Regions from separate parts of the Homo sapiens genome. Here regions 1 and 3 are each linked to region 2. A link is a contact called in ENCODE Hi-C or POLR2A ChIA-PET data. All regions are on one chromosome and are shown on one strand. Each heading gives the region's core, a stretch centred on a gene start or an enhancer-like site at or near the end of the contact. The rest is flanking DNA. Distances are from core to core; before and after follow the strand shown. Region 1 holds the start of AHCYL2 (adenosylhomocysteinase like 2). Region 2 holds the start of MKLN1-AS (MKLN1 antisense RNA). Region 3 holds the start of TSPAN33 (tetraspanin 33).

Evidence for each region. A loop is a pair of places that touch in the nucleus more often than their neighbours do. ChIA-PET counts read pairs that join two places held with the same protein, here RNA polymerase II (POLR2A). Pooled maps may share reads with other maps.
Region 1: a loop to region 2 is called in a map of CD8-positive, alpha-beta T cell, with 9 times the contacts of the local background. The contact joins the promoter of AHCYL2 here to the promoter of MKLN1-AS in region 2. A Hi-C loop is called at or near these places in 3 of 168 maps with a recorded cell type or tissue (CD4-positive, alpha-beta memory T cell, CD8-positive, alpha-beta T cell and naive thymus-derived CD4-positive, alpha-beta T cell) and 8 of 50 pooled maps.
Region 3: a pooled map shows a loop between it and region 2 (1.9-fold over the local background). The contact joins the promoter of TSPAN33 here to the promoter of MKLN1-AS in region 2. A Hi-C loop is called at or near these places in 1 of 168 maps with a recorded cell type or tissue (B cell) and 1 of 50 pooled maps. POLR2A ChIA-PET finds 5 or more read pairs at or near these places in 1 of 52 experiments (activated B cell).

What each region holds. Positions count from the first base shown.
Region 1 is chr7:129,223,355-129,227,832 of GRCh38, reverse strand. AHCYL2 (adenosylhomocysteinase like 2) reads right to left here and starts at 2,803. Exons shown (of 17, transcript NM_015328.4): 1 at 2,394-2,803. The coding sequence starts at 2,756. RefSeq lists silencers at 2,470-2,719, 2,840-2,909 and an enhancer at 3,190-3,299.
Region 2 is chr7:131,326,188-131,330,496 of GRCh38, reverse strand. It overlaps MKLN1-AS (MKLN1 antisense RNA), which reads left to right and starts at 2,718. Exons shown (of 6, transcript NR_125364.1): 1 at 2,718-2,882; 2 at 3,562-3,691. It overlaps MKLN1 (muskelin 1), which reads right to left and starts at 2,621. Exons shown (of 18, transcript NM_013255.5): 1 at 2,500-2,621. The coding sequence starts at 2,597. RefSeq lists enhancers at 1,703-2,279, 2,286-2,585, 2,280-2,856 and a silencer at 2,636-2,795.
Region 3 is chr7:129,143,457-129,147,743 of GRCh38, reverse strand. It overlaps TSPAN33 (tetraspanin 33), which reads right to left and starts at 3,037. Exons shown (of 8, transcript NM_178562.5): 1 at 2,662-3,037. The coding sequence starts at 2,763. RefSeq lists an enhancer at 3-52 and a silencer at 2,915-3,124.

The sequences.
Region 1 (4,478 bases), core at 1,554-4,053, 2.1 Mb after region 2:
TTTGGTGCAATTAACATTGTAAGGCAAGCTCAGCCCTGCTTTACAATAGCCTTGAGGCTGCTGAGTATATCTACAATCATGGAACATACATTTGGTGCTGAAAAAACAGGAAGATGGTTCAACGACAAGGAAAGTGGTCAAGAAGCACATCTAGAATTAAGAAAAACAGACTCCAGTATGCTGGTCTTTGATTTTTTAACTTTTTTTTTTTTTTTTTTTTTTTTGAGACAAGGTCTCACTCCAGCACCCAGGCTAGAGTGCTCATTGCAGCCTCAACTTCCTGGGCTCAGGTGATCCTCCCACCCCGGCCTCCTGAGTAGCTGGGACTATAGGCACACACCACCATGCCCGGCTCTTTTTTTTTTTTTTTTTTTTGGAGAGAGAGGTTTTCACCATGTTGCCCGGACTGTTCTCAAACTCCTGGACTCGAGCAATCCACCAGCCGTGGTTTCCCAAAGTGCTGGGATTACAGACGTGAGCCATGATTTTTTAATTTCTTTATATAGAATATATTGAACTGTGTGTAACTTTCAGAGGTGGTCATGGGGGCTTGCACTTAAGCCATGATGGGAGGAATAAAATAAAATCAATTATTCATAATAATAAAAGCATTAGTAAGAATATCATTTAAGACTTTATGTGCCAAGCTCAATGCTAAACCTTTTACAAATATTTCTAATCCTCAATCATAATTAGTACTTTCATTTTATAGAAGAGGAAACTGATTTGTGTAATTTGGAAATTACCCAAAAGGTAGTAATGGGGGTACTAGGCTTCAAATCCAGGTCTGCCTGACTGTAAACTTCATGCTCTAAAAGCAATTTGTTAAACACTTTTAGCCTAAAGAAATCTAACCAAATTACAAAGTTTAGACAAAAACAGTCTTTATCACAAGAAAATGACTTAACGATACAAAGTATCTCAACAAGTCAGAAGTATGCTTTGGATTTCCAGACTCAGATCTAGGTACTCCCAGCACTGGTGCTGCTGCTGCCTCTCTTTTTTACTTTACTTTTTTTCTTTAAACCCATTTCTGCAGGATGCTGCCTCTTTCTACTCTAATTCTTCCCAGAGGAGTTTCATACTACAAACGACAAAGACATTGTCTAAAGCATTACAGAAATTCCTTCAGTCTTGCCTCTGACTTATCACCTAAATTTGTATCGTTAGGATGAAAGGATTATCCGCTATACCTTAATCATGACGCTATGACAACAAAAAGTTATGGTGGATCCAAGGTTCCAATTCAGCTGGTCCCACACAGTAAAACCAATGCACACTTCCCGTCTCTTTGTTGCTGTTCTGATAAAGCAATTAAAAACCATTCACAACAATTTAAAAAAAACATTAATCCCTGTGCCCATACTGTGTCTACGAAATTGAAGCTGTAAGCCCTTTTTATATGATCCACACTTCTGTCTTTTCCAATACTTGCCCTGTTTTTCTGTGCTGATTCAGCTTTAAGAGAGAAAGAAAGACAAGCTTTGAGAGAGACAGACAACTATGGATAGACAATGTACGGGTAATACAGGGCTATCATCCACCTAGGCAGTTACTTCTTGGTATTCTGAGACCTCCTCAAAACTGTCTGAAAGAAGCTGACGCCTAAGACCGAAAACCCCACAAAGATCGTCTTTCCCAAAAGTAGCAGCATTTCTTCCTATCACTTTCAGATTATAATAAAGCAATCAATAAGACATTCATTCTCTTCATACACAGCCTAATAATCCTGGTGACCAACTATACCCAGCAGGGAGGACAAAGCTCTTAACACGAAAGAGTGAGGAGAATCTCTCCATTACCCTTTTACATATTCAGGGAAGAGAGAATATCGCAGTCGCTGGAAATGAAGGGCACAGCATCGTGTTGCTGTATGGCCACGGTTGGCCACAGAAAGGCAGAAAGTCATCAACTGTATGGAAACCAGACAACTCTGACGATTTCTATGCAAGGTGACTACACCTTACTCGTTCTCCAAGTATTAAAGATCTTTTCATCCTTATTGCTGTGTGAACTCCCGTGAGCGGTAAGGTTTTTCTATACTATCGAGGTCTCTTCCCCGATAGGCTGGAAAATCACACCCGGGAGCGTGTTGGGGCCGCGGGACGTACTATTAGGTGTCTCTCCTCCCGCTGCCTATTCCAAGTAGTAGGGGAGAGCGCTACCTCCATGTTATTCAGAGCGAAGTACGGCCGTGCCTCCTGGAGTCTCCGCTCCCAGCACGAGGGGCCGGCTGGGGGGCATCTCTGAGAGAGTGGGTTTAAGGGGACAAGGGGTATCTCCGGTCCTGCGATCAGAAAGGAGGGCGTGGAGGGTGGTGCCGCCGTGCCGAGAGGATCTGCAGTTCCCCTCCCCTCCCTTCCTCTCCTAGAGAGGCAGCCCGGCCCCAGTACCTTCTTGACTGTGCGCGGCGCCTCGGTGACGGTGCCGTCGGGGCTGACCAGGGCCTCGCCGCCGTCGCGGTGCCGCTGGTGCTGGTGATGTGGGTCGCTCCGCTTCATGGCCGACGCCTGAGGCACCTTCCCGGCGGCGGGGCTGAGAGCGGCGGCGGGCCCCGAGCCCGGGCCGGGGACCGGGGGCCGCTCCGCGGCGGGAGCTGGAGCCTCAGGGTCTCCACCGCCCGCCGGGGGGGCCATGGCGCCCACGGCGGCCGTGCTCAGTCCTAGTTGCGACTCCGCCTCGGAGGGGCTCAGGTCCTTCAGCTCCACCTCAGGCACCTTGGCGGCAGCCGCGGCTGACACAACCTGCACCGACATCACCGCCTCCGCTGCAACCACCGGCTCAGACTCCAGCTCCTGCTCTTGGTCGGCCCCGCCTCCCACCTCCCTTCCTCTTCCCTCCCCCATGTCCCCACTCCTCCCCTCCATCGCCTCCTCTCCCACCCCCTTTCTCCGCCCGCCAGTCCCGGCCCCTCCAGCCCCGCCCCGCCCCGTCCCGGTCTGGCCTCGCGCGAGGCGCCACGGAACCTGTAGTGCGTTTGCTCCCGGCCGCACGCGGCGAGAAGACCGTGGGACCTCAGGCCCCGACCTACACTGCGCGCCCCATGGGCGGGGCCCGCAGCGTCCCCTGGGAGTTGTAGTCCTTTCAGCCTTTCCTCCACTAAGTGAGATTCAGCCGAGGAGAGGGAGCGCTAGGGCCGGCAGCTAACAGAAAGGAGTGAGGATAGGTGACTCGACGGAGGGGATGAGGAAGAGAAAGTCTCCAGAGGAGTTGTGACTTCCGGGGAGGGAACGCCAAGAAGCCTTAGGGGAGGGGAAGTGGTAGAGGAATGGCTCGTTGTCCTGACAGCGTGAAGTTCCTCCGCGCGTGCCCGTCTGCGATCACGTGAGCGAGTATTTAAAGGAGAAGCGGCGGCTCCAGGCTGGAAGTGGCTTTATTTTTCTTTGTGATATTGAGAACTCAACACCCTTCCAAACTTCAGTGGCTTTGTTTTTAGAAGGGATAAAGTAGGACCTTGCTTGCTGTGGCGCTTTCTGTCACATTCTGGGTTTGGAAGCTAAGATCATTCCTCAAAGAAGTTAGGTATCACTAGATCAAAATTCAAGGCTGAGGAATTACACGTTGCCTTAAACGAGGCCAAATCTTTTCACCTATAATTCTAATAGGGCAATCATCTGAAATTCAGATACATATATCAGCATAGAGGGATATGAATAGTGAATATGAGTAGTTAATTTCCTAAGTGATGGGATTTAAGGTGATTTTTACTTTGTACTTTTCTGTATTATTTTTAAATTTTACATTTAGAGGATGTAAGCAAAAAGACATGCACCGCAGCGTCCTTTTTAATAACAAAAAACTGTCTAAAACTAATGTCCAACAAATAGAGCAATTGTTACAGCCTTTGAAAATCGTTTGCCAGCTGGGCATAGTGGTTGACGTCTGTAATCCCAGCACTTTGGGAGGCCAAGGCCGGCAGATCACTTGAGATCAGGACTTCAAGACCAGCCTGGCCAACATGGTGAAACCCCATCTCTACTAAAAATACAAAAATTAGCCAGGCGTGGTGGCGGGCACCTGAAATCCCAGCTACTTGGGAGGCTGAGGCAGGAGGATCGCTTGAACCTGGGAGGCAGAGGCTGCAGTGAGCCAAGATCATGCCACGGCACTCCAGCCTGGACAACGGAGTGAGATGCCGTCCCAGAAAAAAAGGAAGAAAGAAAGAAAATTGTTTGCCAATACTTTTTAACAACAAGGTTTTCCCTTTTTCATTCTTTACTCTGAAAGCCAAAATGTGAAGAGGAAGCTAAGAAACTCTTGTGTCTGGTACACTTGTGAGCTCTGTGGAAATGGCAGTGCTCAGACGCCTTCCGATACATAGTGTGAGGCACAAATTTGGCGATCAGGAAATGAGAGACTCCAAGGCAGGACAACTTCACGAAGTGAAGATTTCCAAAATCGTAATAGCACAGGAAAGAAGATCAAGGCATTCTGGCTTTCAGAATAAATGCTTATGATAAAAACATTAAGCTAAGAAG
Region 2 (4,309 bases), core at 1,469-3,968:
ACATCTGGCAAACGGAGATTCCTCTTGGGATTGCGGTAAGGATTAAATGAGTTGATACACTTAAAAATGTTCATAAGAGAGCCTAGCAAATGGACGGCACATCATAAATGTTTACCATTTTTGTTACTGATTTATTACTGCCACCTCGAAATGCTTAGATCTATGCCAACAAATATTTGCCACTTTGTGGACAATTTCAACAAATGTCTTTAACCTAAAATGAGACCTGTTTAAGAAGTACCTTAATATGGTTTCCACTGCCAGTAAAGATACAACAATTGCTGCTAGAGGGGATTTTAGGGCAAAGGTAAGTAAAGTCAACCCCTTTCCTACATCTTCTGTCACACAGAGAAGTAATATCCTTGCTTGCTTATAGAAGTTCAGAGCCAAGAGTTTTATAATTTAGGCATGGCACACACCAACCCAGCAGACACAATATTCTCCAACTCCAGCTCCATAATACTCAACTATACTCCTTCAAAGAAAAAAGCTTAGATTACTCTTCTAATACTTTACTTTAAATACAAATTATACTGCATTTGTCAATAGAATGTCATAAGGATTAAACAAGATATAGTAAGTGGAAGTGTATGAAAGTTACGTATGTATTAAATACTATTTTATGTATGTACTTGAGAAAATTGCAGCAATGTATTTCTCCAATCTCAAATTGTTGCTTTCTAACTCCAAAACTAGTGTTCTGCCCACTGCAAACCAGGGGCCAGAGTAACAAGACACAAAAGATTAAAGTTGCCATCCCACTAAATCATTTCCTGCTTGAAATGTACTTTCTTAAAATGTCTATACAACAGATAACGCGGATGGTACTTGTGTTATCCAAGCCTCAGGCCTACATCAAAAATTTAAGGAGTGACGTCCTGGAAATACGCTAATTCAAGACCAGAAAAATGTCTCTACAGTTAGATCAAACAATGCCACACCAATTCCCAACTGTCCATAATCCTAGCCTGGGTATAGAAAAAAGCTGAATAACTTCAGATCCAAGAACAAGATAGCCCAGAATATCAGAGGTCAAGTACATAGGGCCACATTTCAACTCCAACTACATGGCTGGACTGTTTATCTGGCTCACTCTCAAATTCAAAGTTGGGTTTCAGCATCAATCAGGGATATGGCCATGAATAGGCTACGCAGGCCAGATCAAACCACAGGTCACTTGGCACCCTTCATTGGGCCAGATCCTACTGAATGCCAACCCTTGACCTGGTGAATAAAATGGGAGGCTGGCAGTCATGACAGATTCTTCCAGTTGCAGCTCCATTTTGAGATTCTTCATTGATATAACCAGTGAAATCAAATTTGGATAAATGTGAAGAATTTCTCAAATACAGATGGAAAACTTACTTGAGTATGCTTCACAGATCTAGTCACTTTTTTGTTTAGTAAAATACTCAGTAAAATATATTATTCATTAATTTGTTTCGTTCATAAAATCGTTTCGGTCCTGTGAGATGGTTAGAGGGACAACTAGCACTTTTCTTCAGGATCTGCACAGATCTTAACCCTTTACTAAGCCAGTTCCTCCACTAGCATGTAAAATTGGAGTTAGATCTGCTCCTCCTTTCAAAGATAAGCCAAAGATAAATAAGATACTATGTAAGAGTATTTTCAGCATTTCAGAAGGAATTTGCTAGAGAAAAAAACACCACCAACAAAAACCTAACAATGCAACTGAATTTTTTTAACACCTAAATCAGGGATCAAGACAAAGCCGGTGTTGAAAATCAAATTCATTAAAGCCAGATGTTTCTATGTTTGAGTTTCCGGACTGGGAAACGTGTCTGTGTCCATACAAACCCATCTTCTAATGAGCCGTAATACTGAAATTCTTCGGTAACGTCCCTCCTTCCCACTCCCTATCTTTTTCAGAACTTCCAGGCATTAAAGACAACGTCTGCCAATCCTACAAGTTCTCCCCGCCTGCTAGGATTCAGATGGATTCCACAACTTTTCAGCCTTCCGTGACTTTTAACACTACTCTAGAGCTAATCACTTTTAATGACCCCACTCTGGAATAGACACTCCTCGGCTTTACACTTTGTCCCGGCAGCAATCGACTGAACTGTCCCCCGACGCCGACCACCTCGGACGACCTCAGACATTCGGGGTAGTTTGCCCGCGGGCAGGGCCCCGCCAACTCCGATTCCTGCCCCAGAGCCGTCCGCCCCCCAAGCCCTCCTCAACCTCAACCCCCAAATCCCAAGCGCAGAACCGCTGGGCTTCCGGTTCTCCTGTGCGCGCCCCGGATCCGCCACACACCTCGCCCCTTCTCCCTGGGCTCGCTCTCCGGACCCTAACCCCTTCCCGAGCGAGGCCGAGCAACGCTCTCAGCAGCTGAACTAAGACTCCGGAGGCCGCACGTCCCCCTCAGCAGGCCCCGCCTGGGCCTCTCGGCTCGGCTGCCCTCCATTGCACCCCTGGCCCAACCGTGCTGACGCGGAAGGGTGGGGCAGCACGAGCTCAAGGCCCGGCACTTACTCGGGAAGGTAGGTGGAGGAAAAGGAGCTCCACTTGTGTAGCGCGTAGGGGAGAAGCCGGCACTCGGGCGCCGCAGCGACAGCTCCGCCAGCCGCCATCTTGTCAGCACCGTAGCGGCCGCCACCGACCGCTGGCAGCGAACGGGAGGAGGGGAGGGGGCGTGGCCTGCTCTTAAAGGGGCCGCCGCCCTCCCCGGCCGCCCGCGCTCCCCGCCCCGCATCGTTACCCGAGCCCAGCGCCGGGCCAATGTCCTATCTCAGGGTTTCCCACGTCGCTCGCTCCTTGACGGCTGACCGACACTGGGTCTGAGGTGTAAGCGCTTTCCAGGCCCTTCCCTGGGGCTTGGAGGGGAATGGCGCAAAGGACTTTTCTTACAAGCAGAGGTAAGGAAAAGCCGAGATGATTACGAACAGAAACACGTTGTAGTTATGGAGCAGGAAGGGAAAATAAGAAGACCAAGTTGGAAAAGGGACGCCTGTGCGCTTTTGGAAGCCACCGCCCTCGCCAGTTTATAAGTCCTTTACGGAAACAACACTGAAGGGAGCTGGAGGGCAGTAGCTAATGTGCTGTCCTCCTGGAGTGGTCCTGGTTTTAAATGTCTTGTCCCCGCCTTCCAGAGTCAGATGGAGACAGGAAAAGGAAATGGTCCCGTGTCCTCCTACCCTGTTTGGTTTGCAGTCTGTGATGCCCTTCATTGTAAACATTTCTTGTGAGCCGCATCCTACTAATCTTGTGGCATTGGTTTGCTCGGGAATGACGTTCACCCACAGACCTGAAAAGTCCTTACAGAGTTGGGAAGCTGCGTGTCATCATTTTTTCAGTTGGCAAATCTGCCCACTTTGAACTGACATAATTGTAGCCTAAAAGTTCAGAGAGAGAGTAGTTCAGGAAAAAGACTATTCCTTCTTCTTAGAGGGAACAGCAGCCCTGAAAACTATGTGGACATCATACCAGCTTCTTACAACAAAAGGTGCACTTGGTCTAAATTATCTGGCAGCTCTAGATAACGTTCTCATCAAGTACCTGTTTGTTGTAGTTATGCATATTTATTCCTTGGCTTAGCCACTGCAGTTACCAAAGAGTATGTCGCTTATTGTCTAAGAGGTTGGACTCCTGAAAGCCTGGACAGTGTCATCATCTTCACCTGAAGAGTGGAAAAATTCAAGCAAAGAGTTTCTCAGGAAATGACCAAGTGAGTCAAAACACCTCAATAATTGTATTCTCTTCCCGTTGTAATCATTAACCTGCCGAAATTCCCTCCAGTCCTTTCCTGACTTCCTGTTTCTATAGATGGAAATTTTAATAGTGGGCTCTACTAGGATATCAAATCAAAAAAGCCAGATAGAAAGGCCAGGCCCGGCACGGTGGCTCACACCTGTAATCCCAGCACGTTGGGAGGCTGAGGTGGGTGGATCACCTGAGGTCAGGAGTTCGAAACCAGCGTGGCCAACATGGTGAAACCCCGTCTCTACTAAAAATACAAAAGTTAGCTGCGTGTGGTGACATACACCTATAATCTCAGCTACTTGGGAGGCCGAGGCACAAGAATCACTTGAACCCAGGAGGCAGAGGTTGCAGTGAGCCAAGATCACACCACTGCACTCCAGCCTGGGCAACAGAGTGAAATTCTGTCTCAGAAAAACAAATAAAATACAATAAAATAAAAAATTACATGTGCTTTCTGTGTTGCAGCAGGTTGGAAAAGCATGTGTTCCTTAAGGGAATGCTGTAACTGTAGTGACTTGGGTCGGGAGCTGCCAGAGACAGTGGGAAAGGGCCAGAGAATGTTAGCCCCAGAGATGATATAGTG
Region 3 (4,287 bases), core at 1,788-4,287, 2.2 Mb after region 2:
TGGGTTCCAGGCACAGACACAATAACCACTGCCATGCGGCAGCTCCAGAAGCCGGCCAGAGCATGCACTCTGCCTGCAAAGGGTGTGGGCTGACCATCATCTCATCCATAGGTGCTTCCTGGGCAGAAGAGCAGAATTTGATTAGGATGGTGGAAGTCTACAAAAAAGAAAGCATGGGAACCAGTCCCTGAAGAGGAGCTAGGAAGAAAGATGGCCCCCTGATCTGGGGAGGCAGCATTTTCTCTCCAGCTGCTCTTGTATGAATATACCTGTGCAGCACTGGGTTTGGGGGAGAAGGGACATTCAATAACACCTGAAAAGTACTGTCCCCTAGGAAGGGCAATCAGGACACAGGGAGATTCATCCTTAGATCCAGCTCTAGGTCTTGAAGAAAGAAAACAGTCCCCAAAATGATTCATTCATCCTTAAATAGTTCACTGAGGCAGAAATTGTTTCTCCTTTAGAGGAGAAAGATTAAGGTCAGAGAGACAGATACATTGGCTTAGGGTCACACAGTAAGTTGGTGCCAAAAAGATGCTGAGCCTCTTGTCTTTCAGTGTGCTATTTCTAGAGCCTCTGATTTTTTATGAGTCTACTGTAGGGCCAAGAAGGGGCTCTATTCTAATTTGGGGTGGTGCTAGCTTGGCCACCCACGTCTTCTGACCTTGAATGAAGCATTTTTACCAAGGTAAATGGGTCTGTGGAGCCAAACTCTCTCCTGGCTGAGATCTCTCAAAGTCGTTTGTCCGATAAAAGGGGGGTAGGGTGGAGGTAGGGGGTAGGGAAGCTCGAGAAAAAAAAAATGACCAGGAACACAAGTGTAACAGATGCACCCAGCTGTTGTCACTGGCGAGCACAGACAAGGGTGAGGTACCAATGGCTCCAAGGGAGACAGTCTCGGCAGATAAAGGAAGTCAGAGTGACGACCTAAAGTCCCTGAAATGCTAGTGCTGGCTCCGAGGATGTCACGTCACTGGCCTGGCACACTCAGTGAGCACAGAGACTTCACTGATACTTGCCCCTAAGTGGGGAGTCTCTTAGTACATCCCCCAGCACTGGTAGAGTGGTAAGGGATTTTCTTGTGTTTTTCCCTAACCTCCAGCTGAAGCAGAACCTAGACTATGGGAACTTGGGTTGACTGGTTAACTACTAATACTGCCCATACCCCAGCTATAGCAGCAGCCATCTGTGCTGAGGACTTCCCCCAGCGGCACTGTGGTTCAGTAGAAAGGTCACCAGACCAAGCCTGCTAACCAGCTGTTGGACCTTGGACAAAACATTTAACATCTCTGTGCTTTAGTTTTCTACATTTTATAGACATAAACACAGATGCTGGACAAGATGTCTTCTAAAATTTTTTTCCAGTTTTACAACTGAGCATTTGATAGGAGCACAAGTTTCATTTTCCCCAGGAGTAGGATGGCTGAGTGCGCTGTCATCACCACCCTATGGGATTTCTCTCATTTGTCCCAACAGGCCAGCACTTATGGGCTTTGTGTCTGCACCTCACCCCACGGGCCCTGTGAAACCTTTCCAGCAAATGGCTTAGATGTCTGTTCTGCTCCCTCCCCTAGGAAACATATTTTAGACTCAATTCTTCCCTCCTGCAAGTCTGAACTTTAGGTCTCCAGCTGAAGTGGGCAAGGATGGTGGGCTCCAGAAGCAGCAGCTCTGGTGTGGTAGGAGCCAGAAGAGGAGGTGAATGGGGGAAGGATGTCCCTATGTTCTCACACCCCAGGACCTCCAGGACTCTCTAGCCAGGAAACAGGGTCGAGCTGGCATTGCATGATCTGGTTCAGCTCAATTCTCAGCTTCAGCAGTCTTTCTGCCACCCCTGATCACACTGGGTTGGATTTGTGGGGGAGGGAGTCAAGGCCTGCAGACATGAACATACATGCTTAGGTCGGTCAAGTCAACAATGAACGGCAGAGTGGGATGGGAATCCAGGTGTCCGGAGTCCCAGCCCAATACTTTTTCCACCCCAAGCAGAAGATTCTGAAAGGACCCCTGGCCCTCCGGCCCAACACGGGGTCCTGTTTAAAGACACTGGTGATTGCCAGGCTCCAGGGGTGAAGTCTGGTCCTGAGAAGGGTGGCAGGGAGGGGACAAAGTTTGGGGCAGTGCTGGGATGGGAAAGACATCTGCACCTGGAGGCCATTCTTCCTAGACTTTGGGGGGGTGGAGGTGGGGGTAGATGAGGCCTGCAAAAGGAAGAGATGATGCCAGTAACCCATCCTCTCTGAGGTGGTGGAGAGAGAGGTTTGGGTTTTTCCTTCCTCTTCTTTCTTTGCCAGCCGGGCCTCCAGGCCCCCAGGCCTGAAAGTCAGCCGCCACCCCCGACCCCCATCATGAATGTGTCAGTGGGTCCGCCTTGGGCCAACAGGCTCCCTCAAACCCACATTTCTAGCCTAACACAGACCCTCCTCCGACGCCCCGAGAATACCCATCAGTCTTTACTGATTCCCTGGCATACCCTCCTCCCTACAACGCCCCCTGCAGACGCGGCGTCCCCGGGGTGTCCCTCCCCAGGATAAATTCCCCCAAAGTGCCGTCAGCCCAGAAAACTCGGCAGTGCGGCTCCCGCGCGTGGGGCACCCCGGGCCACCCTTCCACCCCGCGGGGGGACCCCGCCGCCCAGGTGCCCTCGACCCCGAGACTCACCCAGAAGAGCATGTTGAAGAAGAAGAGCAGGTATTTCACCAGCGGGCTGACGAAGGAGAACTCCTCCCCGGAGGCGGCCGGCGCCCGGGGTCTCCGCGCCATGGCCCCGCCGCCGCCACCGCCCCCGGGGGCCTATTTCCCAGCGGCTGCCGGCCGGCCTGTGTGCCCCGCGCCCGGGGGCATGAGCCGAGCCGCGCCGCGCAGGAGCCCGGCCGGCGGGGGAGCCTGCGCTGCGGCGGGAGGCGCCCGAGCCGGGGGGCCGGGAGCGGCGCGGGCCGGGGAACCGCGCCTGGAGCTGCTGGAGCCGCGGTGGGCAGCGCGAGCGGACGAGACTCACCCGCGGCCGCAGGACCAGCCCGGCCAGCCAGGCGCCCAGGAAACCCGGCCCGCCCCCGGCCGCTCATTGGCGCGACGGCTGGAGCCCGACTTCCCATTGGCTCGTGGCTGATGTCACTAAGTATCCAGCCATCCCTCTCCACCGAGAGTCGGGGGAGACACCTGTTCTGTGAGGGATAACTTGTTAAAGGGTCAGCGGTTCTGCCTCTCCCCTACCCCTAAGGGAAAGCATCCAGGCTGCAGCTGCTCAAAGGAACAAGAGTGAGGAGAAGGAATGCACAGTGCATCCCACACCCACGTCCTCCGCCCAGCTGCTGTGCACATATGCAAACACACATACATTAAAATCAACAAGTACGCACACCGTGTGTTGAGCAATGCGCCGAAAGCTCTGGGAACGCGGGAGAACAGAAACAATCCCTGGGGGATGACAATAAAATCAGGGAGACAAAACTAACCTACACATAACAATTAGACCAAGGGTAGATGCAATCTTGTTTAGTAACTATACATTTTAAATGCTTATTTCAGAAGCTCTACAACCCAACAGTGGAAATTTGGAAACATCACCGCCAATCCCGCCATCCTAATTCATTGCTGTCTCAATTCCCGCCCCCGCAGCCCCTCTTCCCTTGGTCTACTTGCAGACACCGTTTTTAACATGCTGATCCGGCACACACAGGTTGAGTGCAGCGTAGCTGGCGAATATATTATGCTGGCTACCCTAACTAATACAAGTTGAACCTCGGGGAGGGAATCTGATTCCACCATAATTAGCTGCGTGAAAGCTGCAAGCTACTTAATCTCTCGGAGCCTCAGTTTGTTTAATGTTAAATGGGAGAGTCCTGACCTAGATGGCGATTTGAGGATTAAATGAGATAATGCATGTAGCTCACTTAGCACATGGCTGGCACATGGAAGGCTCATCAAAGGCATTACAGTATTTCGTTTTAGCAGAATTAAGAATCCAGTGTGGAAATATGATAACCGCACAAATAATTATAATACGTTTGGTAGAAGGTTAGTGAAGATAGCGTGGCAAGTGAAATTAGGGGAGGATGGGATTTAGAATAGTAGAGACGGAGGGGAAACATAATCCAGGTGGATTAAAAAAAAAGGGGGTGAACCAAAGCCTGGAGGTGCAAAAGCACGCCATGTGTTTCGTGCAAAATAAGCAGACTGCTGTGGCTGGAGCACAGGGTATGCTTGGAATAGCAGTGGGACATAATGCTGACCGATGCCGTTACATGTGGAATTGTGTTAAAACTGCGGAAGTAATTGAATATCAGA